Regions from separate parts of the Mus musculus genome. Here all the other regions are linked to region 1. Evidence: chromatin loops called from intact Hi-C (ENCODE). Cell type or tissue: left cerebral cortex. All regions are shown on one strand. Links, peaks and the distances in the headings refer to the core of each region. The heading gives the core; the rest is flanking DNA.

Region 1 (4,316 bases), core at 95-4,094:
CACTACTTCATTCATTTGCTCATTCATTCACATACATGTGGACACATTCTTCTCTGCCTTCTTCCTGGCGCCAGTGTGGGGATGGCCAGCTTCCACTCTCCACCAGCATGGGGGATGGCCAGCTTCCACTCTCCCCTGCAAGTTCCTTAGCTCCTCTGGACCCGTTTCTTCATCCCTGTACACTTGGGTTATTTCAAGGACAAGAGAAGAGGGCTGCAACTGGAAGCTAGTGTGACTCCTGGCTCTGTGTGGTGGCACTACGTGACCTCCAGAGTGTCCCATCCATCATCAGGCACAGATGCTGGGTCTTTCAGGGCCTTCTTCATCTTTGTGAGGAGGACAGATGCTAGACCATTCCTGGGGCCAGAGATGAGGGCCGAATCCTGAAGGTTGCTGAATATCATGGTACAGTGGGAGGTAGGAGGAGCAGCAGCTCTAAAGGATGCGTCGTGGAGAGCTCAGCACATTCCTGGAGTGTCCTGGGTTGGCATAAGTGATTGGAGGGCATCTGAGGCTCAGCCCCAATTGGCTGGGGTAAGCAGCAGGCAGGTGTTTTTGCTGGGTCTTCTGGGGAGGTGTGTGAGGGTGAAGGAGTGCGTGGCTAGGAGGCAGAACAAAGGACTAGTGACTGAGCGAGTGGACAGATGAATGACAAAGGAGCAGATGACTGTGCGAATGTATGAATGAAGGAACTGGTGAACGCAAGAGTGAGAGAATGAATAAAGAAGCAAGTGAGGGCTCCAGTGAACAAACAAACACACAAAAGCCTCCTGTAAGTGGATGCCTAAGTGGATCAATGGGGGGACTGGATGAATTAATTAGAGATTGACCGTATGAATGGGTGAGGGGAGAATTTGGTAAGGGATTGAAAAGAACAAATGAATCAATGAGTGAGTAGCTGTCTAAGGGGCTAAAGATGAATGGGTGATCTAATGAGTGAGTGAATGAATGAATGATCGCATAAGTAAATTAGGGACTCTGGGTAATTGTTGGAGTCAGCCAGCTAGCGTGACTGTGGTCCCCATTACTGGAGTCATGGGAAGCCAGGGGAGGAGCCTCATCTCACAGCAGTGGGTTGGCTCTCCACCTTACCCATTAGCAGCTGTTCCACTGTGTGCACATACAGTAAGAATCTCCATGTATGAGTATCCGTGCATCAGCTACTGTCCCCAACCACTGAAGAGCAGACGTCAGTAAAAATAACCTATCTCCGGTGGCTTGTCTACCTGTCTTCCCTCACCGCGGAGAAATAACTCGCAGCCTCAGGTTAAGCTGACAATAAACACAAGAATTGACTTCAGTGGGAATGAACTTGCTTGGCTCCTGACAAAAATCTAAGGTGATGTCCCTTTCCCTGGCTCGCCGATTGCTTGGGTGGCTGTTGACCTATGCTGTTCTCTTCATTCTTGGGACACGGGGAAGGGATAAAGTCCCCAGACTGATGTGCCTGTCTCTAAGGCTATAGGTCACCTCTTGACTTTTGTGGTAAGTGTGTGTTTGGCCGTTGAGAGGGTCCAGGGAAATAGAGTGGGGTCTGGAGATGGAGACCTCCAGGTTGAGCAGTCTCTCTCTTTTTCTTTCTCTCTTGTTCTCACCACAGCATCAGAAGAGTGGGTTGCAAATTACAACCCCAGTAGGCCATTTTCTGAGTCACAGAGGGAAGGGTCCAGAGCGCACCCCCCCCCCCCCGGCCCCCGCAGGCCGGGCTACAGTGTCCAGACCATCAGCACCTGCCTGCAAAGGAGTTGACAATAAGCAGGCTTCAGCAGAGGGCACTCAAGTCCTAGGAATCTCCACTCAGGAACTGCGCGCTCTGCTCAGTGGCTTCCCCGGGAAGCGGAGTCATGAATCTCAGTAACTCGAGCCCAGGGCCTCATCACTCACAGTGATTGTGGAGGGACTGAGAGCCGAGTGGATCAGTCTAAACAAAACACGCACACGGGGGACACATCCAGAGGAGCTAGCTTGGCCACCCATGGGGGCTCCCCTCCTTAACCACAGACGTAGGGATTGGAGGAAGGGACTGGGGGCTTGGGGGCCCTGAAGGTATTGCCCCCTTCTTCCAAGCCTTATCCACACCCCCACCTGTGAGCCAGTGGGAGGCATGAATCTAGCTGGCAGCGGCTTGGGCCAGCTCAGCCGTTTTAGGGGATGTTAATGAAATTCGGGAGCACTTGTCCTTTCAGACAGCGGCCCCTTTTATTTGGGAATGAAAAGCTGCATTAGTCTGAATGAGGTTTGGAGGCCTCATAAATCCAGTGCTGGCTGCCTCATGGGGGAGCGGGGAGCTGAGGCCTGGCTGGTGGGTAGGCTTGTTTACCAACAATTCCAAAAGCCAGGATTGGCGGCTCCCAATCTCCAGAGAGGGGGATTGAGATCTTGCCAATCCGGCTATCTGCTGGCTTTGGGGTGGCCTGAGAGGACTGCAGATTTGGGGGAGGGGTGGGGGCTGAGCTCTCCAGTTTACTCTGGTTAAGGACACCCCACCCCATCCCTCTCTGCTTTCTGCCCCGCCTCAGGCAGCCAGAGGCTACAGGGGTTTCTGCAGGGGGCCAAGAGGCTCTTGATAGAGCTGTTTCCGCTCAGCCCAGGTGGTGTTGGACACCACAGGGCAATACTGTCAACTCAACAGCCTGCTGGGTCTATGTGGGAACCCAGCCTGGCAAACAGTAGCGCCTAATAAATATTAGTGAAAGGAAGGAAGGAAGGAAGGGAGGGAGGGAGGAAAGGAAGGGAGAGAGGGAAGGAGGAAAGAAGCTAGCTGTGTATGTCTTTGGACTTTTTAAGCTTAGGTTCGTCATCTGTAAAGTGGAAAAATAACAAAAGACTGTCACAGTGTGTCATGGGGAGGATCAGATGGAGTGACAGACAAGGTTGTGAGTACCTTTCCTGGAACGCAGAAAATGTATGGTAATCAGGAGAGTCCTGGCTGTCATTGAGGCTGGTGTGTGTGTGTGTGTGTGTGTGTGTGTGTGGTGTGTAGCGCATCCCACCCGTCCCCCATGGCGGAAAGGGATGCTGCTGCTGTTCATGTGGAAATGCCCTAGCATCACACACAACTTGGGTCAAGAGCAAATGTCAGGTCCTGAACTGGGGATAGCAACTTCTACCCAGATCTACCCCAGCGTTCCAAGAGGGGCTCTCAACCCTGCCTGAGCCATATACAATCACTGCAGCCAGGAGGCTGTGCCCACTGCAACTTAAAGGGAGCCAGAGACCAGCCTCCATCCTTGGTTACGGAGACACACTGCTTAGGGATGCAGTTGGCTGGGGTGCCTGCTTCCTGGGGGTGCTGGTGAGGGGACTTTGAGGACAGAGCCATACTCTCACCTTTGGGGGAGTTTAGATCTTCTTCATCCATGTACGACTGTGATACCACCTCAGCTAGCTTTTAGGGAGACTGCCCCCACCCTTCAGGGCTCCTTCCTCCAGCTGGCCTCAGAAGTGTTCTTCCCTCTAGCCACACCTCTACCTTTCTGCTTCTTCCATTTCCTGCTAAGCCACATGTCCTCTGTACCCAGTCCACTCACATGCCACCTTTAGAGTTAGTCAGCCTTAGGCACTGGTAGCTGCTCTCTTCTCAGCTCTTTCCCTGTCACTGTCAGGGCATAGGATTATCTTCCTTCAAAAACACAGCCAGGTCCTTTCCCTTCCGGGAACCAATCGAACAAGCTGTGGAATCTGAGGGTCAGGCAATGCGCTGCCAGGGTGTGTCTCCGGTGAAGAGGCTCTCAACTATGTCCCATGGATCCTCTGCTCCCCTCTTCTGCATGCCTCCTTGCTAGGTCCTTGTGGGCCTATCCTGTAAGATCCCATGGAGAGGGGGCAACTGCGGATCCTGACGCTGCCGATCTGTGTGTCTTTGCTTCTTTGGGCAAATTCAGAGGCCCGATTGGGGAACTAGCCATTCTGGCTCCAGGGAAGGCCCAAGCATGGCCTATTCAGAGACCTCTGCATAACAGCTGATCACCTAGGATGTCCCGGAACTCGTACACACGCCTCTCTTTTATTGGGCAGAGCCCAGGAACCCTTTGCTCCCAAGGCCACTGGTGCAAGTTCAGATGGGAAGAAGTCCCTTCCTAATTGCTAATTGGCTACACTGCCTTATTCACAACTCCACACAATGCCTGGAAGCCCTGCGCCACATAGGGCGGGAAAGAAAAGACGGCAAAATTAACAGGCCTGTTTGGAGCGCAACGCATTATCTATTTGTAGGAAAATTAAAGATTTGCTCTTCAGATGTAGGGGGCCATGCTCTTACCAGGCAGCTGGCAAATGGGAGAGATTGGAAATGATTGAATAGATCAAATTATTTA
Region 2 (4,316 bases), core at 237-4,236, 460 kb after region 1:
GGCATAAACAAGGCTGGAAACAAATGCAGCTGGCTGGCTAGCAGCTCAGCCTGAGGGAGCTGAAGCCCGGGGGTGGGGGGGGTGGGGGGGGAGCTAACATGCTTGCAGAGAGCAAGATTCCACAATGGCAAGATGGGGTGGCTGCAGGCTGTGGTCTGGCTCTGATGAAGAGCCAGAAAACCTCGGTCAGGTCACCACTGGGGGAGATGCATAAGAGACAGTTCCTCTCCTATCAGGATAGAGTAGACATGCGTGTGTGCTGAATGGGGAGTTTCACGTCACTTAACGCCAACACATAAGGCTCAGCTCCCCCCCACCCCACCCCACCCCACCCCACCCCCACCCCCGGGAACAATGAATCATCTTCCTAAGTCTGCATCGATGGCAGGTAAAGGTGACACTGGTGGTGTGACCTGTGTCCCTGGCAACAAGATGACACTGTGGCAGAGGCATTACACCCCAGGTGTCCCCTCTACCCTCTCTTGGTGCTTGCACAATGGCCTGTGAGAGGTGAAGTCTTGTCTCTTCCACTGCCAGGTACAGGGATGGAGTCTCAGAAGTGAGGGGCTTCTCAGCTAGAAAGGGTGACACCAGGCTGTGTGTGCAGGCTCTCGGGCGCCAGAGTGGAGTCACCTCAGAGTCCCTGTGACATAGCCTTGCCCTCACAGCTCTCGCCAACCTACTCCCGTGCTTTATTCTGGGGCTGAGGCTGGCAACAACTGCTGGCTGGAGAGTGAGGAGAGAGTATGGGAAATGCTGGCTTCTGGTTGCGCTCACCACCAAGCAACACAGAGCGCATGTTGCCACAATCTCTGGATACTTTCAAGCCATCTTCATCCAAGCATGTCCCTTCAAGAGGGAAGTAGCTGTCCTATGTCACACTGAGTGGCAGAGCTTGGCCCCACACATAATGTCTTGCCTGCCCTCTCTTCACCCCACCCCTCTGGCTCAGTACTTAGTAAGTGCTGGGCAAAATGCTTTGTCCTCTCCAGAGCTTCTGGATAAATAACAAATCTACCTTTTATGGATTTGAGCATGGGTCCTAAATATTGTGTGGGACATATTAAGTTTTCACTTGTCATTTGATTCTCAAATTTAACTAGCTATCCTAGGCTGTTCTTGGCTAAAGTAAAAACCTACAACAGCTGACTTCTCCCGTGCCTCCTGGGGAGGCTTGGGGACAGGGGTGTCACACTCCCTGCAATGAAGGATTTGAGAGGCATTGACTTCAGGCTGTCCTGGATCTGAGTCCTTGCTATGTAGTGTGTAACCCTGGCCAAGTCACTCTCTCCCCTCTGAGTCCCTATGTCTTCACTGAGGAAAGTCATTGGTATGATATAAGACAGTTTGCTTAAAATGGCATATCCAGTAGACAGGAGCCATTATTATATATTATTGTTGTTGTTGTTGTTGTTGTTGTTGTTGTTGTTGCTATTGCTATTGTTTGCTGTGTGAGAGACGTGGTCTGCTGCAGGCCACAGTGAGCCAATGGCACACTCAGGCTTGAGTGTCCTTGACCTGGGTGTTGTCACTGCCTAGGGGCGTGGCCGGAGGCTGGCTGACCCTCCAGCTTTGCGCATGCCGAGTTCACTTCATGTTGCTCCAGTAGAGTTTCCTGGAAGGCTGAGGTTTCTCCCAGCCACTACCTGAGGTTGCAGAGGGACCAACAGGAGCTGCTACTATGCCCTCCAAAGGCATAAGCCCTATGGAGAATTGGCCAAGAAACCTACTCTTTAAATATCTTCCTGACCCCAGCTCCCTATCTTTATGAACCCCTAGGAGGAGGTGGAGTGTTCCTACCTGCTGCCCCCTGGATTCCTGGAGAAAGGAAAGTACAGATTCTAAGAGACAAGGCAGAGGCAGTTCTAAAGCTGGCTCATACTGGGGGCTGCCTGGATACCCTTTGTCCTGATGCTGGGAGCCCTTCTCACCCCATCCCAGAAAGGGACTGGGAGGGTACAGCAGCAGAGGAACCCGGACTGTGGTGCTCCCAAGGGGGTGCAGGTTTTCTGAAAAGAGGTGGCTGCCCTGTGTTCTGCCCAGGAAGACTCTCTAAAGAGAAAGGACTGGACTCCTTCCCAATCCAGGAGTCCCAGAGTGGCTCTTACCTGCACCCAGTCCACCTCTGCCCTCAGGGGTAGAGAAGAGTGTGACATAGGGACCCAGGGTTGGCTGCTACCCTCAGGCAGCTCCAACCCAGCCCCCTCCTAGCCACACTCACCTGCTCTGGCTCTCCAATGCTGCCATCTAGAGGTGTCTTTGGCAACTTCAGGCACTAACATTAGGTTATGAAGCCCACAAGGGTCCCCCATTCCCAGCATGAAGAACACAGACACCCTGCCCTGCCCCGGAGGCACAGAGAGACCGCATCTCATCCATCCTTTTACTTCCGGGCAGCTGTAGCCATGGATGAAGCTTTCCAGGCTCCTTGTTCAATGGCTGACTCTCTTCTGACAGCTCAGAGCTTACAAGAAGGGGATACTGGGGGCGTGGGGGAGCACATGTAGGCTTGGTATCTGTGTTAAGCTTACAGCATCTGCCATGTCGATTCTATTGCCCTGCTCTGTTTTGTCTTGTTTTACTTTATTTTTGAGACAGGGACATAATAACCCAAACTGGCCTCAAACTTAGCATGTAGCTAAAGATGACCTTGAACTCCAGATGCTCTCTGTTCCACCTTCCTAGTGGTGGGATGATGGGCCTCTACCACCACACCCGGTCTGTGTGGTGCTGGGACTCAAACACAGGCACTCCCTGTGCTAGCTCTACCAAGTGAGCTTCAACTCCACTACTGCCCCTATTTTAAAGATAAGAAAGGGTCCCTTGGGTTGAGGGACACATTTTTTGGAGCAATTGTCATCCTGTTCCATTCATCCTCTCCATTACTGGAGGGAGTCCACATTAGCGGGAAAGGACCTATTGGGTGCCCGGGTCTGTGCAGATCGGACCCTGAATTGAGCATACTCAACAAGATTGGAGACTGTGGGTATGACCCCATGCCTGGTCCACTTCCTCCGGGGAACACACCAGGAAGTTCCCTGGGAGACAAACCATGGGCTCCTTGTATGAAGTGACCAGCTATGACAGCAATAATAACAAGTATCTAGAACCAAGAATAATGGCGCCTGAGAGCCTGTGCTTCTTTGGGGAGTTCTTCCCTGGTCTCAGTTTTAGAAGCTGTCAGTGGGAGACACAAAGCACCATTCTCCAGTCCCCACAGCCAGACAGTGCTGCCAGACAGCCCCACAGCAGTAAACACCCCAACCCAACCAAGCTAGAGACCCCACAGGACCTGACACATAGTAGGTGTGCAGCCTGAGCTTGAAGGATGCATGAGCAGGCAAGGTGAGGAGCTGATCTTATGGAGGGTGGGATGAGACCTTCTACTCCCTGTTGCCTCCCCTACATGGCCAGAGACTCCCCAAGAGGACAAGAAATCCTGGGCCAGCAGTCTAGCCCCAGCCTGACTCCTTGGCTGCTGTGGTTCCTGGCAAGTCTCAGGCAGTCTACAGAAACAAAGAACTCTGGGACTAATCCTTCCCAGCCTCTCTAACATTGGCCCTTACATACCTGTTCTTCTAGGGTCAAAGGTGAGGCTGTATGCTCACCTCTGTGTATGAGCCTTTGGAAACCTAGATGAATCTCTATCTAATACATTCACATGTGCCACGACATATGTAAAGTATACATGTGTACATACAAGCATGCACACATGTAGGAAGCCACGTAGGCACACATATGCAAACACAAACCTCCATACATGTACCTGTGTCTGCATGCCTCACACCTGTGACCTTTGCTCAGTGTTGCAGAGCCTCAGGAAGAAGTTTAGGGACGCAGAGAAGTTATGAAATTGATTTCTCTGAGAGAAGTTAGAATTAGTTTTAATTATCTTTATCTTTCTTCCAATTGTGCTCTCGGCCTTCCTCTCGCAGTTTAATCCATTGCTATCGACTTCTCTGCCAGCGCTGGGGGCAGGGGCCATGTGCTTGCTCTCAGAAAAAATAAACAACAGCGATGACCAGCCCCACCCTTATTTTCCTCTGCAATAGAGAAACCCACCAGTCTCAGGCAATGGGAGAGAGTCCCCAAGGCATGTACACACACACACACATGTGCACGCATGCACACACATGCACGCACAGATGCATGAATGTATGCATACATACACACATACCCTCCCAGTTTCCCCTCTGAGACAAAATACATAGTAGGTAATCATGAATGAATGAATGAATGAATGTCCATATGAATGAATTGAAACCCACATGAGAGTCTGTCACAGTGGCTAAGCATCCTAACACTACAATTCTTTA
Region 3 (4,316 bases), core at 140-4,139, 430 kb after region 1:
GGCACAGTGGTCCCAGCTCTGGAGAGGCAGAAGCATGGAAATTCTTGGAGCTCATTGACTGGCCAGCCTAGTCTGGGCCAATGAGAGACCCAGTCTGGAGAGCTCTGGGCCAATGAGAGACCTGTCTCAAAGCACAAGGTGGACGAAGCTTGACCTCTAGCTTCCACATATATGCGCATGCTCACCTGGACATGAATGTACACCTGTATACATGTATACATACATACATACATACATACATACATACACATATATGTGCATGCTCATCTGGACATGAATGTACACCTGTATACATGTATACATACATATATACATACATACATACATACATACATACACATATATGCGCATGCTCATCTGGATATGCATATACACCTGTATACATGTATACATACATACATACATACATGCATACATACACACACATATATGTGCATGCTCACCTGGACATGCATGTACACCTGTATACATGTATACATACATACATACATACACACATGATTTCGCACGCACACGCACACAAGCATGCGCTGACCGGCCCTTTAAGAACTAAACCTTCCCAGCACTTGGGAGGCAGAGGCAGGCGGATTTCTGAGTTTGAGGCCAACCTGGTCTACAGAGTGAGTTCCAGGACAGCCAGGGCTACACAGAGAAACCCTGTCTCAAAAAAAAGAACTAAACTATTCCAGGTTTGGCTGAGAGCCTGCCTCACCTACTCAGTAAATCTGCACTGTGAGTCTCATGTCCCAGCTGAACTAGAAGTCTCTAGAAGTCTCTAGAGGACTTGTCCCCTTTTACCCTTATTCCCCAGAGCTGCATAAGAAAAATGTAAATTCCAGTGCAAACTGCCTGCGTGGCTGTCTACTCAGCGGGTGATAGACCGCCGTTTGCTGAGATGTCGGCTTTGCTTGGGTGGGAGACGGCCCTTTGTGAACGCTGTGGACTGACCTACAAGGCCAGCGGTAGACTCTATTAGGGAAATCAACCAAAAGAAGCTCGGCTGGATTCTCTCCGGTTTCTGTGGAAGGTCTCTCAGGAGGCAATACAGAACCTTTAACCATTTGTCCTTTCCCCTCCCCAGTGAAGCCAGACTCCCCAAGAGGACATTCCTGACATGCACCTTGTGGGTAGCTTAATGAGAACACAGTCTCTGCTGGGGTTAAAGGACACTGGGAAACCCCGTGGAAATATCTCTGGCAAGCCCACAGGTAGCTGCTGCCCCTGGCTGACTGTGTGGCCCTGGGTGGGTTCCTGGAGGCCAGGCTGCTGTAACGCGAAGGACAGGAAGCCAGCACTCCCCAGCGGCTTGCCTCGTGCTGGCCAGGAAAAAGGTCATGTGCTCCGATATGAGTAATTAATTTTCCCCGAGCCGCGCTGAAAAGGTTAACCTGATTTATGGGATGCAATTGAGTGTAGAATGGGTTGTGTATCTTGTAAAAGGCCCATTCCGCCGTCTGAGTCTATAGACTCACCCACAGCGGGGTATCAGCTGTGAGCCGGCCCTGCCTTTTATGTCCTTTCTGTAGATTCCACACGAAAGCCCTAAAAACAGCGCCCCCTTGGCCAAGAAGTGGCTTCTGGGGCCCCGAAAGCCCTATGGAGAGGCAGCCGAAGCAGCACTGGGCAGGGGGTTTCCTGTCGCAGATCATTAACTCATCAACAGCCTAAGCCTTCATCCGGATTCACCCCATGCTCCAGGGAGAAAACTGCCCCTAGGCTTGACCTCCATGTTCAAGGCCAGCGACCCGCTGACGTCGGTGCTGGGTTACTCAGTCTCTGAAATGGGGTGAAGGATGGTTATCCTTCCATCACTTATGGGCTATGTGAGCTTGGGCAAGCTACCTCAACTCTGATCCTACACTCGCTACAGTGTTCCTACCTAAGGGTCAGGAGGCAGCCATCACTCAGCTACTTGCTCCTCTTTCAAAGGATCCAAATTTGGTTCCCAGTACCCATGTCAGCTGGCTTCAGGGGCACCCGCGCGCACACGCACACGCACGCGCGCGCACACACACACACACAATATAAATGAATAAATAAATAGCAATAAAGATTTTTAAGGTCTTATTACCGGGACCACGTGAGTTGACACTCATGAGGCACTTTGGACAGTCCCTTGGGTGCAGTGAATGGTGCATAAGGGTTTTTAAAAACAAATTAGTAAAAGCTGAGCGGGTGTCTTTGGCAGGGGCTTGTCAGGCAAGACCAGGACTGGCCAGCACTCTCAGCTGTGGACTGAGGACAGCAGCAATGGCCCCGGGAGCTGGGATTCCAAGGACATATTGGACTATGTTGAAATAAAAGGGCAGATGGAAGATGGGACTATAATGGCCAGTAGTGTTTGCTCCTCTCCTCACCCAAGACGTAAACTCCGCCCTGCCCCCACTCAGACACACACCCAATGGAAGTGGGAGTGGCCTGCCCATCAAACTCAAGGTGCCAATTTAGCGCCACCTAGTGGAGAAACTGAGATGTACATGTGGGTGATCTGGACCAGTGTGAGAGTGCCTGGGTTGAGTTGCAGGTGCTAGAGGGAGCAGGGCATGCTCCCCAGAAACAACCAGGGAGCCTGTTGTACCTGAGAGCTTTTTTCCCTTGTCCTTTGTGTCTCAGGACAGTGTGTTATCTTACAGACGTTTGGTCACACAGATCAGAGTGCATAGACCACATGTATGCATCTGAGTAGTTATCAATTTGTTGGGTTAGTAGGCCTGAAGAACTCAGAGCGGCGGCCAGCTCACACAAAGCAACCAGCATGTTGTCACTGTTATGATGTGTGAACATGTGTAGGCACCCTCCCTAACTGCGTTCAGGTGAATAGGAATGTTTGCATAGATTTTACATGCCTCCATCCATGTTAGGAGATGTATACATGTACATCTAAGAACATTTACATATTTATTTATGTTTACATATATTCATGTGTGTGAATATTTTATAGTGTGTGTAAATGTGTGCCTATAATGAGTGTGTAAGTGGATACATGAATGTCTGCATGTATGATGCCTGCATAGAAATGAGTGCTTCTGTCTATGGCTATGTGCCTTGGTCACATGGGATACTGTGGTATGTGTTCTGCTACTGCATTGCTCAGTTCCACAGAACAACACTTTAGAATAACAAATATCATATTATGGTGTCCACGGGCCAGGAGACCTAACACAGCCTCTCACAATGGAGACGTTGATCAAGCTGTACTAAGCTCCTCTTCCAAGTTCCCCTGAAACCATGTTTGCTTGTATATGGGGAGCTCATGGCAGACAAGCCCCACCCCTCTTCCACCTGCAGAGCCTCACCTGACTCGGCCAGGTCCACCCAGGCAGATCTTCCTTGTCATTAACCCAGAGCCATTGGATTAAGAGACGTAATTTCTAAAATGCCCCCATCCGCTGGCTTAAGCTTTCCATCCCAGCTACTTGAAAGGGTGAGTGAGGCAGGAGGATCCCAACTTCAAGCCCCAGCTTTGGCTCCATCCAGAGAGAGGTCAAGGCTAGCCTAGGAAGTTTAGCAAGACCCTGTCTCAAAAGAAAAAGGAAGAGAAAAATGGAGATTACAGCTCAGTGGTAGACCATTTGCCGAGAGAGAGAGAGAGAGAGAGAGAGAGAGAGAGAGAGAGAGAGAGAGAGAGAGAGAAGAGGCTGTCCTGTTCCTAGCTCCTCCCCTCATGTGAGAAGGGGGGGTCGCTCAAGACATGAATGGGGACTGGCTGGGGCTCTGTCTGTGGTGTGCATGGGGGAGTTGGGACTCTGTGGTCTGCATGGGAGGCTTGGGCTCTGCCTGTGATTATAACAGATGATGCACCTGTGGCTACATGCAGAGTACATATGCATATGTGTGCGCATGCCCCTGAGTATGCCTCTCCATGAGCTGTGTTTCCCCCCAATGGGATTGTAGGATCATAATGTAAAAATCGGGGAATCCCTGTTATCCTTGCATGAAGCCAAGACCTTTTCCAAGTGAGTCTGTTGGTGGCCCTGCCTGGGTAAGAGGATTGCAGGGTGAGCTCTGTACTCTGCCCAATGGGAAATAAGGGAGGCTGCCACTCTGAGGTGCTCAGTGACCACTGCTCTGGTACCACATTCATTCATGTTCTCTCTCTCTCTCTCTCTCTCTCTCTCTCTCTCTCTCTCTCTCTCTCTCTCTCCCTCCCTCCCCCCTCTCTCTCTCCCTCCCTCCCTCCCTGCCCATGAGTCACTGCTCCTTTCAAAAGTTCAAAAAGATGTGACACTTCTGCATGCCTCCCAAACTAGAGTCCCAAGGGCCTTCCACTTAGGCTTATAAACCTTAGCCCAACATTGTCCCAGGGAAACAGGCTA
Region 4 (4,316 bases), core at 97-4,096, 450 kb after region 1:
AGGAAGAAATCTGGCAACACTGAGCACTTTCTGAACACACAGTGGTCAAGAGTTAATTAAACCAAAAGCACAGAGACTCCAAGGTGTTGCTTGCTGCCAGTGCTGCACCACGTGGCACCGTGTGACCTCACCACAGCCTCAGTTCTAGCACACAGCATGGGCATTTCAGGCTACATGTGCCATCTCACCGTAGACCAGAGAACATTGCCTGAAAACCCTCACCCAGATTCAAGAGCACCGTACATGGTGGGGACTGTGCTGGTTGCTTTTGTGTCAACTTGACAAAAGCTAGTGCCATTGCAGAAAGGAAGCTCAGTTGAGGAATTGCATCCATGAGATCCAGCTGGCATTTTCCCAGTTAGTGATGGATGGGAGATGGGGGAGGGCCCAGCCCACTGTGAGTGGGGCCATCCCTGGGCTGGTGGTCCTGGGTTCTATAAGAATGAGTGAGCAAGCCATGAGAGCAAGCCAGGAGGCAGCATCCCTCCATGGCTTCTTTATCAGCCCCTGCCTCCGGGTTCCTATCCTGTTTGAGTTCCTGTCCTGACTTCCTTTGGTAATGAACAGTGATGTGGAAGTGTAAGCCAAATAAACCCTTCCCTCCCCAACTTGCTTTTTGGTCATGGTGTTTCATCGCAGCAATAGAAACCCTGACTAAGGCAATACAGTTTTACTCCACACAGTTTCCTGCTCCGATTGAAATGGAATCCTTTAATTACAGAGAACAGAGACTTTCCTCATGTCCCCACCACTACCCTTCAGTGTGTATCGGATTCATGTATCTTTGAATTGTATTGTGCTAGAATGTTTGATTTTTAAAAATTGCTGTTTGAGTTGCTAACTTGAGTTTCATAAAAACTAATTAAATGAGTTCTGGCATGGGATTAGGACAGAATTTCCAACAGCTTCTGAAATGGTCCTAAACACACTTTGGCTGCTTTGTTCTATGTGTTTATGCAAAGTGGAGTTCTCAGAATTGATGATTACAAAACCAAAATATCGATCAACTCTGAAAAACATAGAAGATGCTCCACACTCCACAATACCAAGTATTCCCCTGAGACTCCAGGTTTAGTTCTTTCTTTATTTCTCACAGGGTCTCAAGTAGCACCAGGTGACCTTGAACTCCTTATGTAACTCAGGCAGGCCTTGAACTCCTGATTCTCCTGCCTCCATCTCCCAAGCGTTAGGATTATAGGAGCCACCACACGCAGCTAAACACAAAACTTTTCAAATGTTAAAGAGCTGGGGGGGGGGGGATAACTTGGTCAGATGAGTGTGTTTGCGTTGTGTGCAAGAAGCCCTGGGTTCACTTCCTAGTGTGGCATTAAGACTTGTTTTTATAATGATCTATGAACTTGGGAGAAACCAGAGGGTCAGAAGTTCAAGGTCACCTCCAACTACAAAGCAAGATGTTTGAGCTTTGTAGACAAATTGAAAATTAAGTACAGGCCAGAGAAGATCCTCTAAGCTTCCTCCTCTCACACAGGAACTATTTCTGCCCAGTGTCCTTCTAAACATCAAATCTAAATTCTTTAAGCTACCTATGGCCATGCCAACCCGAACACACCCAATTCCATCTGATTTCAAGCTATAAAGCTCCCTGTTTGGGCAGTTTCCAGATGAGAGGCAAGAGGCTGGCAAAGCCTGCCACACTGGCGAACATTGCCCTCTTGTGTCCCAGGAGCTGCCCCCATCCCATAGAAGTGAGGAGAGAGAGACTGCTCTGGCCCAGCTCCATTTGGGGGCGAGCACCCTCCTCTGATAAGGCATTTTCCTGGCAGTGTTACCAAGGCCCCTTCAGCTCCAAGGACGTGTGGGATGCCTCCAGGCCCAACATATGTGTGGGATCGTCTAAAACAGGGACGGGAAAAGAGGGAAACTGAAATCTGTTCCCCCAGGTCTGTTGTCTCAACAAGCAGCAGCCTCCAGAAACTCTTCTGTAAGAGGCGGTGGGGGCCAAGATTGAAGACGGAATCCCAGTACACGGGTGGGAAAAATAAACCCGGCTAATAAGGGAAAGCTGGCCTGGATCACCCTGCACAGCGGGTTAGGGTCAAAGCCAGGACTAAACTAAAACACCTTCCAGACTGGAATGTGAGGAGAAGGGGGAAGGATTCCTAACGGGAGCAGAGAGAAGAGGGAAGACAGAGCCAGAGGCTAGGGCAGGTGAAGAGGAAATGAAGGGCCGAGAGTGGTGTCAGATTGACAGACACAGCCGTGAGCCTGGTCTCTGGGTCAAGTGAAGGTGGTGGAAAAGTGGACACCTTTGGCTCTGTTCACTCTTACTAATTTCCATCCTTCCTAAGCTAGGCGGAGCCATGTGACCAGTTCAGGCCAATGACTGCACATTTCAGGCCAGCACACCGAACTGCCAAGAAAACCTACTGAGCTTTCTTCCTCTCCCAGCAAATGGTAAATCCAAGATGGCAGCTGTACCACCAGCCAGGTCTGACAGGAGTGACTGAGGTGAGCAGAGATGTTGCCAACCTTTGCTGTCTGTGTTGTCTTCAAGCAATGAGACTCAAGAGTATCTGTTATAGTAAGCCCAACCTGACTGATCTGACACGGAACTCTAGGTTCACACAGTCCATGACCCAATCCCAATTCACTGACTGTCAGAGTGGCCTGGGAAAGTCTTTCCCTCAGGCCTCTGTCTCTTTCATGACCCAGAGCTAGGAAGATGGCAGAATACATACTGTTGCTCTTGTAAAAAACAAAACAACAACAACAAAAGAGACTTGAGTTTGGTCCCTGGCACTGACATCAGGTGGCTCACGGCCACCTATTACTTCATCCCCCAGGGGACCTGATGTATGAGAATTTTCCCATCACTAAGATGGCACAGGGTCTTGAGGAAATGAGGACACAGCCCATTCTGGGGTTCCCAGAGAAAAATCTCTTAAGATGACAGTAAAATGCTTCCTTCAGGGTGCCCACCCATCAGAGTCATCTGAGGCACTGAGACTGCCTCCCAGATCCAGGTGACAGGAAGTAACCAGGATGGGCTCAGGACACCCCAAGACCAAGATCTCAGGACAGATTTATTTGTCCCAGAAGGAATAGTGTCAGGGAATGACAGGAGATAGAGGATGAGGGAGAAGGGAAAGGGAACAAGGGAGAGGGGGAGGGATATTTGTTGGGGATGGGGTTGGGAGGACATGACAAAGGACTGCCTCTGGATAGAGAAAAGACAGACGTGGCCCATAGGCCAATGACAATTCATAGAGGTACAAGGGAAAGCCCCGTGTTAGGATGAGGTGTTTAGTTTTAATTGGGCATGTTAATTAGGTGAGCCAAAGGGACTTTAGATTGCTGGACTTTAATACTTTGATAGCCAGACCTTGGTAGTCAGTCTTAGTCAGAGGAAGTGGTCCAATAAGGGAATAAACCTTGGAGGCTAGCTTTAGGAATGTAATCTATCGTTTTTTTTTTTTTAGCAGGGCAAGGTCTATCAGAGCCATGTTTGCCATGCTCTGGCTGGCTAGAGTCCCTTCAGCCAGGGATCTGTTGTTAGGCCTGGAAGCCTCCACGGAGAGAACCTAAGCGAGGTCTCCTAGAAGCGGCAAGGGAGAGGCTGGGCGGAGTCCACCATGCTTGTTTTCAGAGGATGCTGTGGCAGCTCCTGGGGTGACCTCCTTCCCAGGCAAGTCTGGCTGCCTTGGAGATAAAAGGGCAGGATTCTCAATAATGCAGCTCCAACCCAGCTCTGCTGCAGGCTCCACAGGCTCCCAGCCTGGCGCCTGGGGAGGAATCCAGGGGAGGCCTGACTTCTCCAGCCAGCTCCCCCTGCCTCCACCCACCCACTCCCCTCCCAACCCCGCCACAGAGCCAAGGGGAGAAAAAACACCAAAGAGTGAATTTCTATTTAAAAACAGCTCCTGCTCACCATTTTGGCTGTTCTTACAGGGGGAAAGATTCTGGTCTGTGAATGTGTGTAGGTGTAGGCATGCGCAAGCTCACTGGCAGTGTGACCTCTGAGTACATACATGTGAATCTAAGAGTGTGATATGTGTGTTTACAAGTACCTGTACAGGGATGGTCATGAGTGTGTGTACGTGGGTGTGCTCAATGAAGCTCTTTGGCTCTCCAGGTGATTGTGTGTATATACATGCATACAGGCTCTTTAGAATAGAAACACTTTCTGGTTAAACTACCACCATTAGTTTGGGTTATTTTTTTCCACTAAATTTCCCTAGGAGCTGGGGAGGTGACTCGTTCAGAAAGTGTTAGCCATACAAGCATGGAGACCTATGTTCAGATCCCCATAACCCACACAGAAAGCCAGGCTTAGCCGTACTCTCCTCCCAGGATGG
Region 5 (4,316 bases), core at 98-4,097, 90 kb before region 1:
TTTGATGTTCTCTCTCTTTCTCCCCTACCTCCCATCCTTCCTCCCGGGGTAACTGATGATTCTAGGATACTTTCAGCTTCTCCCAGGTCATTGGTGATAAGAATTTTGTTTAATTACTTCGCCTCGTTGTATGGCTGCACTGCTATCAAGATTGCCATGTCTGAAGACTTCTCGCCTCTCCTGCCCTTTGCTCTATCAGACAGGAAACTTTAGGAGTTAAGGGGCTGTCCACTCACTCCCAAGTTCTCCATGTCTACTCGGCTGGCTGGGCTGTCCCTAGGGTCTCTTCTCTACTATTCTTTCAACTATCCATATTTCTGCACCTCTATGTCTCTCATGGCTACTTACTATCTCTTCCTGGCTCCCTCTCTGTCTACTGTCTCTTTCTCCCTGTCACATCTATTACCCTTCCTTGTGAGCTCTGTCTGTCCCAGCCCTGTCTTCCATAATCTCCATCTCTCTTCTCTTTCTGCAATATGAGCTGGGGCTGAAGGTCATCACAGAGGCCAGGCTACCCCCAGACCTTGTCCAATACACTGTGTCATGTTGAATCTTCCTTTACGCCTTTTCAATGAGAACTACAAAGCTTGGAAGTGAACAATATTGCCTCCTGGGTAGGAGAAATCACCTCTGAGTTGCTTGGATGCTTTCCACTTCCCATCCAATGATTAAGGGCAGTAAGAAACAACCCAGGACAGCAGCTGCTACTGACCCACTCCTAGCCAGGTGGAAGGGTGGAGCCTACTTTCTTGCCCTCCTTGTGGTTGAGTTGGAGAGAAATGAAGCTACCCCTAGATAGTCTGGTTTTAGTCAAGTAGCCTATAAAGTGTCCAAGCTCTGGGAAGGGCTTAGCCTATGGGATTTGAGCATCTATACAATCAAATCAGAGACTGTGGTTTGGAGTCACACAGGCAGGATTCAAAGGCCAGTTTAGCCACCGACCTTAAGTCTCTGCTGTGGTGAGAATTCTAGAATTTCAGTTTCTTTAAATAACACAGAAATATTATATGAATATGTTTTCATTTTAATCCCAGGTGTGGGGATACAGGGCTGCTTCGGGTTGTCCTCAGCAGCTGTGATTTGCCTCATGCTCTGGCAAAGGTGTGGCTTTGCCAGCTGTAGATAGTTTCTGTGATTTTGTGACATTTGGAATTCTGGTAACTTTTCAGAGGGTATATAAATGCTAGAGGCCCCAAGAGGCAGAGTAGGTGGTTGGTTGTTGGTTGTTCAGGGAGGGAGGGAGGGAGGGAGGGAGGGAGGGAGGGAGGGGTTGGTTGTAGTTTGTTAGTGGTTGTACTCAAAGAAGAAACAAGAAGGAAGAAATTGTATTTGGAGATATCTCTCTCCCCTCTATCCTTTCTCTCCAGTCTAGTAATGGGGTGAAGCAGGGAGGATAAAAGGTGGAAAGAAGAACCCATAAAATAGCAAACCCAGCTACACTCTGCCTTCTTCACACAGGGTGATGAGTGGATTATGGTCACCCATGAAAGGCATGACGTGCAGCCATCAAAACTCAGCCAAGGGCCGCACGAGCCATGGGAGGCAGAGGACATATACGGGAGTTCTTCTGCACAGGAAGAGGTGTGGGTGTCTACTAATGGCAGCTTTGAGCCCCTTGATCCAAAACCATCCAAGGGGAAGCATTCCAAAGGACCGTGACTTTGCTTTGCCATTGGCTCCTGTTTCCTGCCTCAGGCCTGACTCTGCAAACCTCCCAGACAGATAGCATTCTTCTAGGACTCCAGGGACAAACACACCCAGCCTCTCTCTTCACCCGTCTTTAGCCCCCCCCCCCCCTTCCTTCCTAGGCAAGATACGTTTCCTGGCATATCACCCCAAAGCATCTTGCTTTCACACATGCCTGTTGGCTTTAGCAAGGGGCTTCGTGACCCCAGAGAAGCTCTCCGCTGCTGGCCCCCCAGGTGGCCCTTCTGCATGTGCCTTCTGGACAGCTCCTTCAGGATTCTCCCCACCCCCCACTCCTTCAACAAAGTACAGGATGGGGAAGATGCCAGAGAATTTGCATCTCAGAGCCAAGTACTCACTTGAAAATATCTCCAAGGCCTTTTCCAATTTCCTGGAAATTGATGAGTGTTTCCAGGACTCAGATTTTGTGACTAGGCAATGCCTGGCCCCTGCCTGGGCCTCCCTTCCCCCTCTTAGGCCTGCCAACCCCGCACTACTGCCTGCAGGAAGCCAGTCCACCTACAGGAGGCTCTTCTCCCTATCCTGAGCAGGGAGGAGGGCAGGGTCCCTCTCTTGCCTCGTCGCTGTGGTCCTAGCAATCTTGGCACCTGCAGATGCTGGTGGAGCTGGAGGGAGGTGTGACTTGTTTCCCAGCCTACCCACATGACTTACCACCTGCCTTCAAGTTTCTCTCCCCATCCTTACATAATCCTGACTCCAGGATTAAAAATACTCTGCCGAGTACCCATCCATCTGTCATAGTCCCTCTCTAAATATATATGTGTAGTTATACATACATGATCTTATTTTTAAGACGCTTTAGAAGGAGTACTGCTATCGCTCGTGCCGTTGAGAGCGGGCTTCCGAGTCAGGGCTGGCTTCCTGCAGAACAGCAGCCCTGGGGGAGTGAGACTTCCCGTACCTCGAGGATTGCAGTCTGTTTTGTGTAGGTTTGCCTTAGTCAGGGGATGAGTCCTGGGTACCACCCAGATCCATCTCAGAACAGCCAGGGCTGGCCTTCCACGAGAAGCACAGCCCCTGGGCTGAAACTTAAGGCATGAACCCAGCTTCCACCCCCACTGTGAACCCTGACTTCTTGTGCAGCTCTGGTCTCTATGTGTCCTCCCTGGCCTGAAGTAAGAAAGAGGAATGGGACTTATTCCTGGTTTCATCATCATATTCAACCAAGTGTCCTTGAGACCTGGAGGGGTCAAACCTCTTCACTCACACTCTGCATGTACACAGTGGGGAATTGAGATGACTGTATGAAGGAGTGCAGCGAGAGAGGGAGACCAGGTACATGACAGCTAGACTTTAGTGTACCCATCTGTACAATGGGCATGACCTTTAAGACCATGGGAGCCAGCACAGCGCCCAGGGAGTGAAATGACCTGCTGGGAGCATAGGTAGGGGAGGGCAGACTGGATGAAAGCCTAGGGTGCTGCTGAGAGAAAGGCGGTGGTGTAGGTTGTCTCCAGGTGACCCCTGCCTCCTGGATGATACTGTCTCTGTGTGGCTCTATTGTCAGCCTTGAATCTCCCATCCACTGGGCATATATCATAGAAGTGTTCTATCTGGGGCTCAGGCTGAGGGTGCAGGCTGGACTCCAGCATCACACATACCAGTAGAAAAGGGGAATAAAGGTGCGAAGGGCATAGGCTGAACCTTCTGCCCTAGGCATGGCATTTGGCTTCAATTCCTTCCAGCTTCCCTCAAGGCCAGAATCCTGCACTCTTTCCCCAGCCTATATGTGGCTGGACAGAGACCTGGGTGAACAAGCCAGGACCTCCCAACTTAAGGGGGGGACACTTTCATGATTCAGTTTCCTCATTTATAGGATGAAGCAAATGAGTGTCTACCAAAGAGGAGACATGAGCTAATTCTAAAAAAGGGGGGGGGGGCATCTGCAAAGGACCATGGGGGCTGCTAGAGGCTGGAGGCAGTGCTCAATGCTGAGCCCTTTCCCCACTTTCTGACCAACTCCGTCTAGAGTCCTTGGGACAGGCACCACCCCTTGCCTCCTTGCTGCTGCTCCTCTGGCTCCTGGCCCATACCTGCTTTTCTGATGCAGGCAGCTGTTTTCTCTCAGAGCTGTCTTTTGTGGGTGCTCACCAGAGCACTTGTTACATGCCCCTGCCCTCCTCCCCCGCACTCTCTGCTCGCTCAAGTGGAATCCTGCACTGGTAATTGTACTGCTTGGCAAGCCGGGCTTGCTGTACTTCTTGTTGTTTGTTTTTGAGGCAGAGTCTCTCTATGCAGCCCAGGCTGCCTTCCAACTCACACACCTCCCACCTCCACTCACCTGGCCTCTCCTTCCCTTTCTACCGCAAAACACTGGGCTGTGGGTGTCCCTCCCCTACTCCAGAGATGAGAGACATAGGCAGAGCACATCCTCAGCATGGGGCCAGGTGAAGGAACCATCTGCAGGTGATTGCAGTCGCAGCATCTTGGGGCTGACCCTGGCTTTTGTGGCTTGAAAACTTGATGGTAGTTTCCTATCTGTCACCATCCTGGCCTCCCATGCCTGGAGCATCCGCTCGTGGGCTGCAAACTGAGAAGCCAACAGGAGCCATGGCAGTTCCATTTTTGGATGAAAATGGTGACCGAGCTGTGTGTCTCTTTCTTCCAAT
Region 6 (4,316 bases), core at 190-4,189, 330 kb before region 1:
GCTTCTTGCACTCCAGACTTGAATGACTGGTGAGGCTGACACACCAGGCATGGGGCAAAAAGCTGACTCACCCCAAGAAGAAATCTTACCTCTTCTAAGCCCTTTGCCCTACTAGGGTGAGCTCAGACAGAAGGGACCTGAACAGTGTGGCCATATCACACGTGGTGACTCTCTCATCTGCTGTGAATGGTAAAGAGGGCCTTGTTTCAGGTAGGCTGGAGCTTAGACCTCAGGGGTTCTTCAGGGTCTGAGTCTAAGGTGGGACAAATGAATAAGGGGAGTCGGGTGGGGGCAGGGTCCCTGGAGATAGCATTGTCTGCTCCTGGGTGATGTGAATGGGAGAAGGCACTGGTCATAGGCCAGGTGCTACTTTACAGTGTACCACACGGGTTAATTCATTTAAGCGCTCAAACACTGTGGAAGCAAGAACGTTAGCACCACACCATAAGGGGGAAGGAAGGATATAGGTGCCCGAGTGGTTGGCATGGATCGTCCGTGGTAAAGGCTACTCCCCAACAGATGGCCTTGAGTGTCTGCACCATTGCAGGATCGTTGAGTCTCCCTGGCAGTTTCCCTAGCCTGGATGTCCTTGAGGACAGTGATGGACCTGTCTCGGCCTTCTGTCCCCAGAAACTGATGCAGGCCCAGTGCCAGGAAGTTGATTAGAGACTGGAGGGAAGGGAGATGGGGAGAGGGGAAGGGAAGCTGATGGAGCGAGGCTTTCTCCGGCATCCAGGGGGCGGGGCTTACGCAGACCTCCACCAGCATCCAGGGCTTCCTGCCCCGTGCCTGTACCCACCCCAGCCTTCTGGGATCCCATCTGTACCGGTCACCCATGGGTGCTCCCCTGTCTCCTGAAGCTCAGCCGTCCCCTTGTCCAAATCCATTTTTCCACCAGACAAACGAGGTCTGGGCCCGCCTTCCCATTCCATCCGACAGGCTGGCTGTCAGCTGCCGTGGCAGCTGCTCTTGTCAGAAAAATTAAGAAGGAAGCAAGAGACGACACAGCCCCTGAGCTGCCAGCCGGGCAGAGACTCCAGGCCGATTTCTGCTGGGAAGGGATTGGGGAGCCAGCCTGGGCCAGTGGGGACATAGATCTCCAATGGTTCTCCTCCCCTAAGAAGGAAGGGTGGTTAAAAGTATGGTTTCCTGAGCCAACCCTCGGGTTGAGTCTCAGCTCTGAGTTGACCCCGCTGTGTGTTTCTTTGGGTCTCACTGAACCTCTCTGGGCCTTGGTTTTCTAGATTCTAAAACAAAATAAGGATAATTAGGTACAAATGAAGGGATTTATTACTAGTGAAATGCTCGGAACAAAATGTGTACCTGGCATCTAGCGTGATGAGTGCCCCTGGCAGTTTACGGAGGATCCCCTTGCCCCAGGGCTTGAGTATGAGCGAGAAGCTCTGCCTTGGCTCACACAGAGCCAGAGTGGTAGGGAGCCACTGGAGAAGGCTTCCTGTATTCTACAGGCCCCTGCGGACCCCAGGCCTGTTCCCTTTGCCCTGGGGACTTCCAGTGTGACAGGGGAGACTTAGTATAGGGACTGGGTACATCAGGAAGGGAAGGCATGAGGAGGATGGTGGCTGGTGGAGAGGACTTTCTGGAAGGCTGGGGAGACCACAATTGGCTGAAGGGTGCAGAGGTGTGAAGTCCCCCCTACCTTTGTTTAAAAAGGGTGTGTTTGTTTGTTTGTTTTTGTTATTTTGTTTTGTTTTGTTTTTTTGACAGGCTTTCTCTGTATAGCCTGGCTAGAACTCACTCTATAGACCAGGCTGGCCTTGAACACCGAGATCCACCTGCCTCTGCTTCCCAAGTGCTGGGATTAAAGGCATGCACCACCACTGCCCAGCTTAAGTTTTGTTTTGCAAGGCAGGATCTCACTCTATAGCCTTGGCTGTCTTGGAACTCATTATGTAGAACAGGCTGGCCTCAAATTCACAGAGGTCTGCCTGCCCCTGCTCCTGAGTAGGCCACTAGGCTGGGCCTAGACCTTTGTTTTGAAGACAGTTTTTTTTTTTTTAGGTGACTTGGAACTCACTATGAAGTCCTTGTTGGCCCCTTAACTCCTGGATTCTCTGTTCCTCTCCTAAGTGCTGGGGTTACAGGCAGGAGCTCTAGTGCCCAGCTGGTCTCTTCAAAAAAAAAAAAAACCAAAAAACAAAAAACATCTCCCTATGTTACCCAAGTTGGCCTCACAATTCCTGGGCTCAAGTAATCCTCCTGTCTCAGCTCCTGAGTAGCTGGGCATGCCACCAAAGCCCTACTAAGGCCTTCCCTAAGGGACTGTAGCACCCAGCTTGCAGGTCACGCAGCAGCTGAGCGCTGCAGGCTCCGTCCAGAAGGGGGCAGCCGCGGCGCGTGGATGTGTGTCAGCTTTGCTGAGCTCCTACCTAGGGAAGAGTCTAGGCAGGAGAGCTCAGACGCCGGTGTTCAGGTTTTCAGACTGGAGCGCCACCGTCACATCTCAGGAACAGTCCCGCTAGAGCGCAAGGACGCCCACAAGAGCAGGGGCCTTTAGTCATTCTCAGTCCTGGGACCATGTTAAAATCACTCCCGCAGTGCTAAAAATCTCCAGAGCCTGTGCCTTCCTCAGATTGCTGTCAATTAGTCTCTGGGGGCGGGGCCCAGGAACCGCAATTACAAAAAAATCTCCTCTGACATACTTAGCAGATCTGGTCGCCAGGATCTGAGATTGAATAAACACAGTCCTGGCTACCTTTTTCTTCCTGAGAGGGAAGTCCCGGATGGGGGGGACAGTCCTGGGAGTTCCTTTGGTTAGGGTTGGTTTCAAGGGTGAGAGGTGACAAAATTGACAGTGGACAAAGGTGCTTGCTCCCACCCTCGGAGGGGGAAGTTCTCAGAGGGCAGGTAGGTAGAATACATGCGTTCTTGAGCATGTGTGCACAGGCATGCTTTGAGAGTTCAGGGTGACTACGTGCCTGCACACACATTTCTCTGGCCAGTACAGGTGCTACATATGCATGCTGGTATAGGAGAGTTATTCATACTCAAGAGCTGCTAAACAACTCCTGTACAAATACGGGTGTGTGCGCACGTGCGCGCGTGCACACACACACACACACACACACACACACACAGAGAGAGAGAGAGAGAGAGAGAGAGAGCTGTGCTTTTTCCCTGGCTCACACGACCCACAGTGTGTGGCTACCTCAGGGGTGGAAACCTGCATGCCCCGTTTCCATGGGTCTTTTCAAGCCTCTGCAGGCGTGAAGCTTTGCTGTTTGAAGGTCTTTTTCCTTTCTTCTCCCGACCAGCCTGATCGATACGCCTCCCTGGTGCAGCCTCCCCACAGACCACACACACAGACTGGATCTGTGCGGACAGAGTCAAGTGTGGGCTTAGAAAAACCCACAACCCTTGGGGCCGGATTCTTTCAGCCAGGCTCCAGGTTGGCAGCTGGCCTTGCTAGTAGCAACCTCCTCATAGCGGATGCAGCTGGCACTGGGCACTGGATACCCACCCAGCAGGTCAGGCCCACCATGTTGAAAAGGATATGGGAGGTCCTAACGCTGGATGGGGACAGAGAACTCCTGGACAGACCAGTTCTGTTGGTGAAAATGGTGTGTGTGCTTACTGGTTGGTTGTTTTATTTGATTCTCTTTGAGACGAGAGTTCAGACCCGATGAAGAGTGAGCCATCTTTATTGTCACCGTGGTGGGAAGTGGAATCACATAGGAGACACACTTTTGGGTGTGTCTGGAAGGGTGTTCACTGAGCAGGGAAGGTCCTCCCTGAATGTGTGTGTGTGTGTGTGTAGTTGGGCTGGAGACATGGCCCATTGGTTAAGAAAGCACACTGTTCTTGTAGACAACCTGGGTTTCTTTTCTAGCACCCACACGGAACAGCCCATAACAGCCTGTACTCCTAGCTTCGGGGAGCCCACTACCATTTTTTTTTTTTTCTGGCCCATGAGACCATATGCACATGGTCCAGCCATCACACGGTCACATAGTTACAGAGAAGGCAATCTGGGCCGCACAAATCTCTTTGCATCATGATTTTGAATATCATGTGACCAGCCACTTCATGGCCTAGCCACCATAATGGGACATGACCCCTTACAGTATGCAAGGATAACCCCTGCGTCCTGTAAGTTGCTGCTGGTGAGGTGTGTTAGTCTAGCAAGGAGAAACATAACTAACACAGCTTTGACCTTCATTTAGAATGGAGGTAGCTTACACAGCCATGTCCACAGACAGCATGTCCACAGACAGCATGTCCACAGACAGGACCCTGTTGGGCATGGTCTGGGTTGAGGATGTTGGTTCTTTCTGTGAGAGAAGCCAATGTGCCTT
Region 7 (4,316 bases), core at 249-4,248, 200 kb before region 1:
GCAGAAGGAGAGGACGGTATCGGTAACTTCTGTCCTCATTCTTCTCCTGCCTTGTGGAACACAATGCCTTGTGGGCCGACTGAGGTTACACAAGTAAAGGTGACCAGTCAGAAGCAACCCCACCTTCACTCCCTCCACTCCCTCCCCGCTCCCCAAGTCCTGGCTCAGCCACATATAATCTTCCCTTCCAGGTTAGCAAGGCCTCTGCCCTGCAAGGCAGGAGCCTCCCAGAGCAGGAAGTCAAAGCCAAATGGCATAGGGGGAGTAGTCAGGAGGACTGACCCTGGTTGCCTGCGGAAAGATGTCTGGATCTAACCATGCTCTCAGGAAGAGAGCCGGCCCCCAGGCTCTGGCCCTACTTGTCCTTCCCATGTAGTCTGAACTTTACAGGAAGGTCTTTCTTGGTGGCTATGCTCCCTCTACAGCCTCCATCTTAAGAAACACCCTGGGCTTCTTATGAGCCTGCTTGTCCATTTAGGAGTCTATATTCCCCCCTTGAACCTAGACACCCGCTCCCTGAGGTGCTAGATCTGACACTGTAGGTGCTCAATTTTCATGTTCCACATAGGGAACCCAGACTTTTCCACTCTGGTGGCCTTGACCTCCCCATGTTTCCCACCCACAGGTCTCATTAAGATGTGCCTTTGAGCTTTCGGGGCGGGGGTGGGGGTGGGGTGGGGAGTGTTTGAGACTGTTTTCAGCCGGTTTCCAGGCTATCGAAGCTACTGATGGTGGAGCTCCCTCTGAGTTGCATGTTCCTGAGGTTGAGCTGCCATTTTTCAACTGCTGTAGACCACAGGCCTTGACTCCTCCTCTTAGAACAACAGGAATAGCCACCTCTTTATCACAAAAGTCCCGTCTTCATGGACAGTGCCATGTATTGGGAGTCAGCCAAGAATGCAAATGGAGCTGGAAAGGAGTTGGGAAGAGGTGGGCACCCACTGGGCTGTACCCGATGCTCAAGATCCTATCTTGACTGTGTGTCCCCTAGCAGGTCATGAGCCTCAGTCATTCTACCTCCTGGGTAGCAATAAATTATCTACACAGTGCTTTTGCTATCAGACGAGGAGGTTTCAAGAATTCACTCTGCAGAGGCAATGTTTAGTATTGGTTAGGAACCAGTGTGCACAGATACAAAGTCGTGTGCATGTGCAAAGACCCTGTGGCAAAAAGGTTGGTTTTCTGGGGTGGTAGGAGGGATTGGGATAGGCCACAGTGGTTGGAGAAGTGAGTGGAAGATGAGGTCAGAGAAACGGTGGGGGTGGGGGCTGCCAGGTGGAAGTCACTGTCACTGTTGAAATGCTAAACTAAGGCCAGTGGGCATTGCTGTGGGTGGGGGTAGAGATGCACTCTAACCCGCCTCTTCAGGACCCAGCGTGCAGTGGTACAGGACTGGCTTGTGAGGAGGCAGGAGGAAGAGCTGGAGCGCCAGCATCAGGTTGGCCTTGAGCCAGGCTCATAAACCCAGCCTGGAACTCCAGCCAATAAGAAGAGCAGGAGAAGTGCCTCCCCACTGTTCCAGAAGCTTCTTAATCCACCAGGGCCTCAAGGAAAAAGCAGAGATGCCCAGAGGGGAGCTTTTGAGGGATGCTATTTTGCATCTTAATTGCATGCTAAGCAGGCCCGTGGGCAGGGCCAGCTGCAGAACATTAGTCGCCACCAAACCACGGTGACTCAGGCCACAGGCCTTAAAATATTCATTTTTCTCTGCCTGTGGAATTCAGAGCCTGTGAGGCAGGATACGGCACTAGGAAGTGCAAATAGGGGCCTGTTGGAAGTGGCCAGGTGGAAGGTGGCAATGAAAGGCAGTGGTCCCGAGACCTCGCTCTGTTCTCTGGCTCCATTCCATCACAGCCCCAGATGGATGATCCCACATCCTCCTACAAATCTTTGCCACTTGGGCTTAGAGCCTGCTGCCTGGGGCTCCTGCCCCTTCTGGGTCCACTTGAGGACAGAATAGAAGCGATTCCTGAATGGGGGGTGGGGGTGGGGATGCAGTGAGAGAGTGATCTGGAAGGCAGTGGGGTTCTGTCAAATCTACTCCTTTCAGGCAGCTTTTGGATGCTCTCTGTCTTTCATAGAAAGAATCTGACCATGTACCTGCTGCTCAGGGCACAGGGCATCATGATGCTTACTGGAAGTGCATCTTATCCAATACCAACTTCTGGATGCTCCAGGCAGATGTAGCAGTTATCAGCGCCCTCTATGGGACACATGGCCCAGGGGAAGTTGGCTGAGGACCCCCAGGGTTCCAGAATACACAAAGGCCTGGGGCTGAGGAGGAGAGCTGGTAAAGTGTGTGTGTGGGGGGGTATGCACTCTCCTCCTCCCAACAGATGGCTTCTGGGTTGCAGTGAAGGACTTCACTGATGGGTGACTCAGGTCAAATGACTTTATCACAAGGTGAAAGGCAGTGGGTGCTGTTTCCAGCTGGGCTGCTTGCACTGGCTCTGCTGAGCAGCCCAGCTGGCTGGGGTGGGAAGACCTAAGCAGTTGGACAAATGATTAAATTTAGTGAGTGTCCGTCCTGCTTGAGGGATCCATGGCTCTAAACCTAAAGCTGGGCTGTCATTGTTTATCCGTAGCTCCCCTCTCAGCCACCTCTACTCACCCTACTGCTTTGTCTGAGCCAAGGATCCCGCAGCTGAAGATCACAGGGCAGATCTTGGGAAGAATTTCCTGAAGGAATGTCTGAGGCAGGTTGGACGAAGAGAGAGAGAGAGAGAGAGAGAGAGAGAGAGAGAGAGGGGGGGGGAGGGGGAGGGGGAGGGGGAGGGGGAGGGAGAGGGGGAGGGGGAGGGGGAGGGGGAGGGAGAGGGAGAGGGAGAGGGAGAGGGAGAACTTGGAAGCAGGTAGGAGCCAGGAGAGCCTGGCTGCTGCCTTCTTTTCCAGGCAAGGACGAAGGCCACATACCCATCCACAGAGACTTAGGTGTCACCAGAATCCCTGGGTTTTACTGGCTCTTGTTAAGAGTCACAGAAGTCTCAGAATCCAGCGAAACCCCAGCCTGGAGCTGGAACAGACAGACATGTGTACAGACCTGTGGGGCAGAAGGTAGAGCCTTGGACCACCCCTCCCCATCTTCTTCACTGTTAGTCCCAGAAGTGAGTCAGGGTTCTTAGTGTACAAGAAGGAGGTCTTAGACAGGTTACATAAGCTTCACTTCTGCCCTGGGTTTCTCAACTGCTCATCGTGTGCCACAGGCAAGCACGGGGACTTTTGGGTTGCCTCATCTACAAACTGAGTGATGATCGTATGGCTTACGTAATGCTGAAGAATACACTGCTCAGCACTTAGCAGCTAAACGCGTGTGTGTGCACATACACATATACACACAGTGGTTACCTTAATCCCTGTGAACTGGGGTTTCTGCTCAACTCAGGCAACCCCCCTTCACCCCAAGAATCTCACAGAGCTACTATCTCAGTGGAAGGCCACACTGGAGAACAGCCCACTTCCAAATGTATGTGTGTGGTCTTAGCAGGATTCAGCTTCTCAGAGCCTGTGAGGTGGGTCCTGCTGCAGTGGCCAGGACTGCCTTCAGTTTCTGGTGACACAGACCTCTCCAGCCAGCCCTATTAGAACAAGAGCAGGAAGTATTAGTTAGAGAAATAGGGGAGGGAATCAGGAGGAGGGAGAGAGAGAGAGGAGTTCTACATGTACACATGTAAGTAGGACAGACGTACAGTCTTTTATAACCTAGTCATGGAAGCGACAAGCAGTCTCCTTTGCCCTCTTCTCATCAGACACAAGCCATCGTGCCCACTCCCTCAGAGGACCCAGGAGAGGAATGCAGGGCATGAGGATCTATTGTGCTATTGGTTTTGTAGGAAGCTGCTGAAGGTTGCCCGAGGACTTAGCATGGTGTTGGTACCTGCTCCATCCATCGATGCTCTCTCTGTGGATGTGGTATTCTCAGAGCCAGGATGGACCAAGACAACACAGAACCAAGACCTCTCTCTGCTTCGTCTTGTCTTCAGCACCCCTGGGAGAGTCACATGCCACTTCCCTATCTCAAATTTAGTCCACCCCTCCCCCCTCCTTTGAACCCCACTGAACATCACCTTGTTCTTTTACCCCAGGCAGAGCTACAGTATTTGAAGTTTACAGATTTCCTAGAAATGGCAATGAAAGGTATGTATGTGAAAATATATATATATATATATATTCTGGAAAGAAAAAATGTGAAGTTTACCTCTCTGGCAAATAAACAGAGCTGTGACTGGTGTTTCAGGATTGACACAGTTCTTTTATGTACTCTTGACAGTTCTAGCTTGTTCCTGACAGCTACAAGCTTTCTCTCCCTCAAAAAAAAA

Evidence for each region. Peaks named below come from ENCODE experiments on the same cell type or tissue, not always from the same donor. Only the 100,000 strongest peaks of a DNase experiment are listed, where the experiment ranks them.
Region 2: it touches region 1 in a loop (2.4-fold over the local background); 7 of 42 quality-filtered maps call a loop at or near these places.
Region 3: it touches region 1 in a loop (7-fold over the local background); 6 of 42 quality-filtered maps call a loop at or near these places.
Region 4: it touches region 1 in a loop (2.8-fold over the local background); 10 of 42 quality-filtered maps call a loop at or near these places.
Region 5: a loop joins it to region 1, with 2.3 times the contacts of the local background. A loop is called at or near these places in 4 of 42 quality-filtered maps.
Region 6: a loop joins it to region 1, with 2.1 times the contacts of the local background. A loop is called at or near these places in 3 of 42 quality-filtered maps.
Region 7: a loop joins it to region 1, with 2.1 times the contacts of the local background. A loop is called at or near these places in 2 of 42 quality-filtered maps.

What each region holds. Positions count from the first base shown.
Region 1 is chr4:125,484,982-125,489,297 of GRCm38, forward strand. No RefSeq gene overlaps it. Among named protein-coding and RNA genes, the nearest start is that of Grik3, 3.6 kb to the right of the region's middle. In left cerebral cortex, for the core only: a CTCF peak has its summit at 1,772 (motif pointing right); DNase peaks (open chromatin) are centred at 1,818 and 2,182; H3K4me3 peaks cover 403 bases; H3K27ac peaks cover 1,233 bases.
Region 2 is chr4:125,939,911-125,944,226 of GRCm38, forward strand. No RefSeq gene overlaps it. Among named protein-coding and RNA genes, the nearest start is that of 2610028E06Rik, 20 kb to the left of the region's middle. In left cerebral cortex, for the core only: a CTCF peak has its summit at 2,253 (motif pointing left); a DNase peak (open chromatin) is centred at 2,242.
Region 3 is chr4:125,910,386-125,914,701 of GRCm38, forward strand. The region is part of intron 2 of 2610028E06Rik (RIKEN cDNA 2610028E06 gene); the gene reads right to left. Among named protein-coding and RNA genes, the nearest start is that of 2610028E06Rik, 9.9 kb to the right of the region's middle. In left cerebral cortex, for the core only: a CTCF peak has its summit at 2,459 (motif pointing left); DNase peaks (open chromatin) are centred at 725 and 2,435.
Region 4 is chr4:125,934,782-125,939,097 of GRCm38, forward strand. No RefSeq gene overlaps it. Among named protein-coding and RNA genes, the nearest start is that of 2610028E06Rik, 15 kb to the left of the region's middle. In left cerebral cortex, for the core only: no CTCF peak of the experiment used is centred there; DNase peaks (open chromatin) are centred at 1,802 and 3,816.
Region 5 is chr4:125,394,832-125,399,147 of GRCm38, forward strand. No RefSeq gene overlaps it. Among named protein-coding and RNA genes, the nearest start is that of Gm40247, 15 kb to the left of the region's middle. In left cerebral cortex, for the core only: a CTCF peak has its summit at 2,230; DNase peaks (open chromatin) are centred at 1,733, 2,475, 3,002 and 3,985; H3K27ac peaks cover 2,032 bases.
Region 6 is chr4:125,158,166-125,162,481 of GRCm38, forward strand. The region is part of intron 2 of Gm32611 (a long non-coding RNA gene); the gene reads left to right. All of the region lies in intron 2 of Gm40245 (a long non-coding RNA gene), which reads left to right. Among named protein-coding and RNA genes, the nearest start is that of Gm40245, 10 kb to the left of the region's middle. In left cerebral cortex, for the core only: a CTCF peak has its summit at 2,333 (motif pointing right); a DNase peak (open chromatin) is centred at 2,355; H3K4me3 peaks cover 202 bases.
Region 7 is chr4:125,287,722-125,292,037 of GRCm38, forward strand. Gm32611 (a long non-coding RNA gene) reads left to right here. Exons shown (of 5, transcript XR_001784436.2): 5 at 2,586-2,694. It overlaps Gm46869 (a long non-coding RNA gene), which reads left to right and starts at 2,815. Exons shown (of 4, transcript XR_001784438.1): 1 at 2,815-3,054; 2 at 3,831-4,134. In left cerebral cortex, for the core only: a CTCF peak has its summit at 2,237; DNase peaks (open chromatin) are centred at 1,556 and 3,227; H3K27ac peaks cover 922 bases.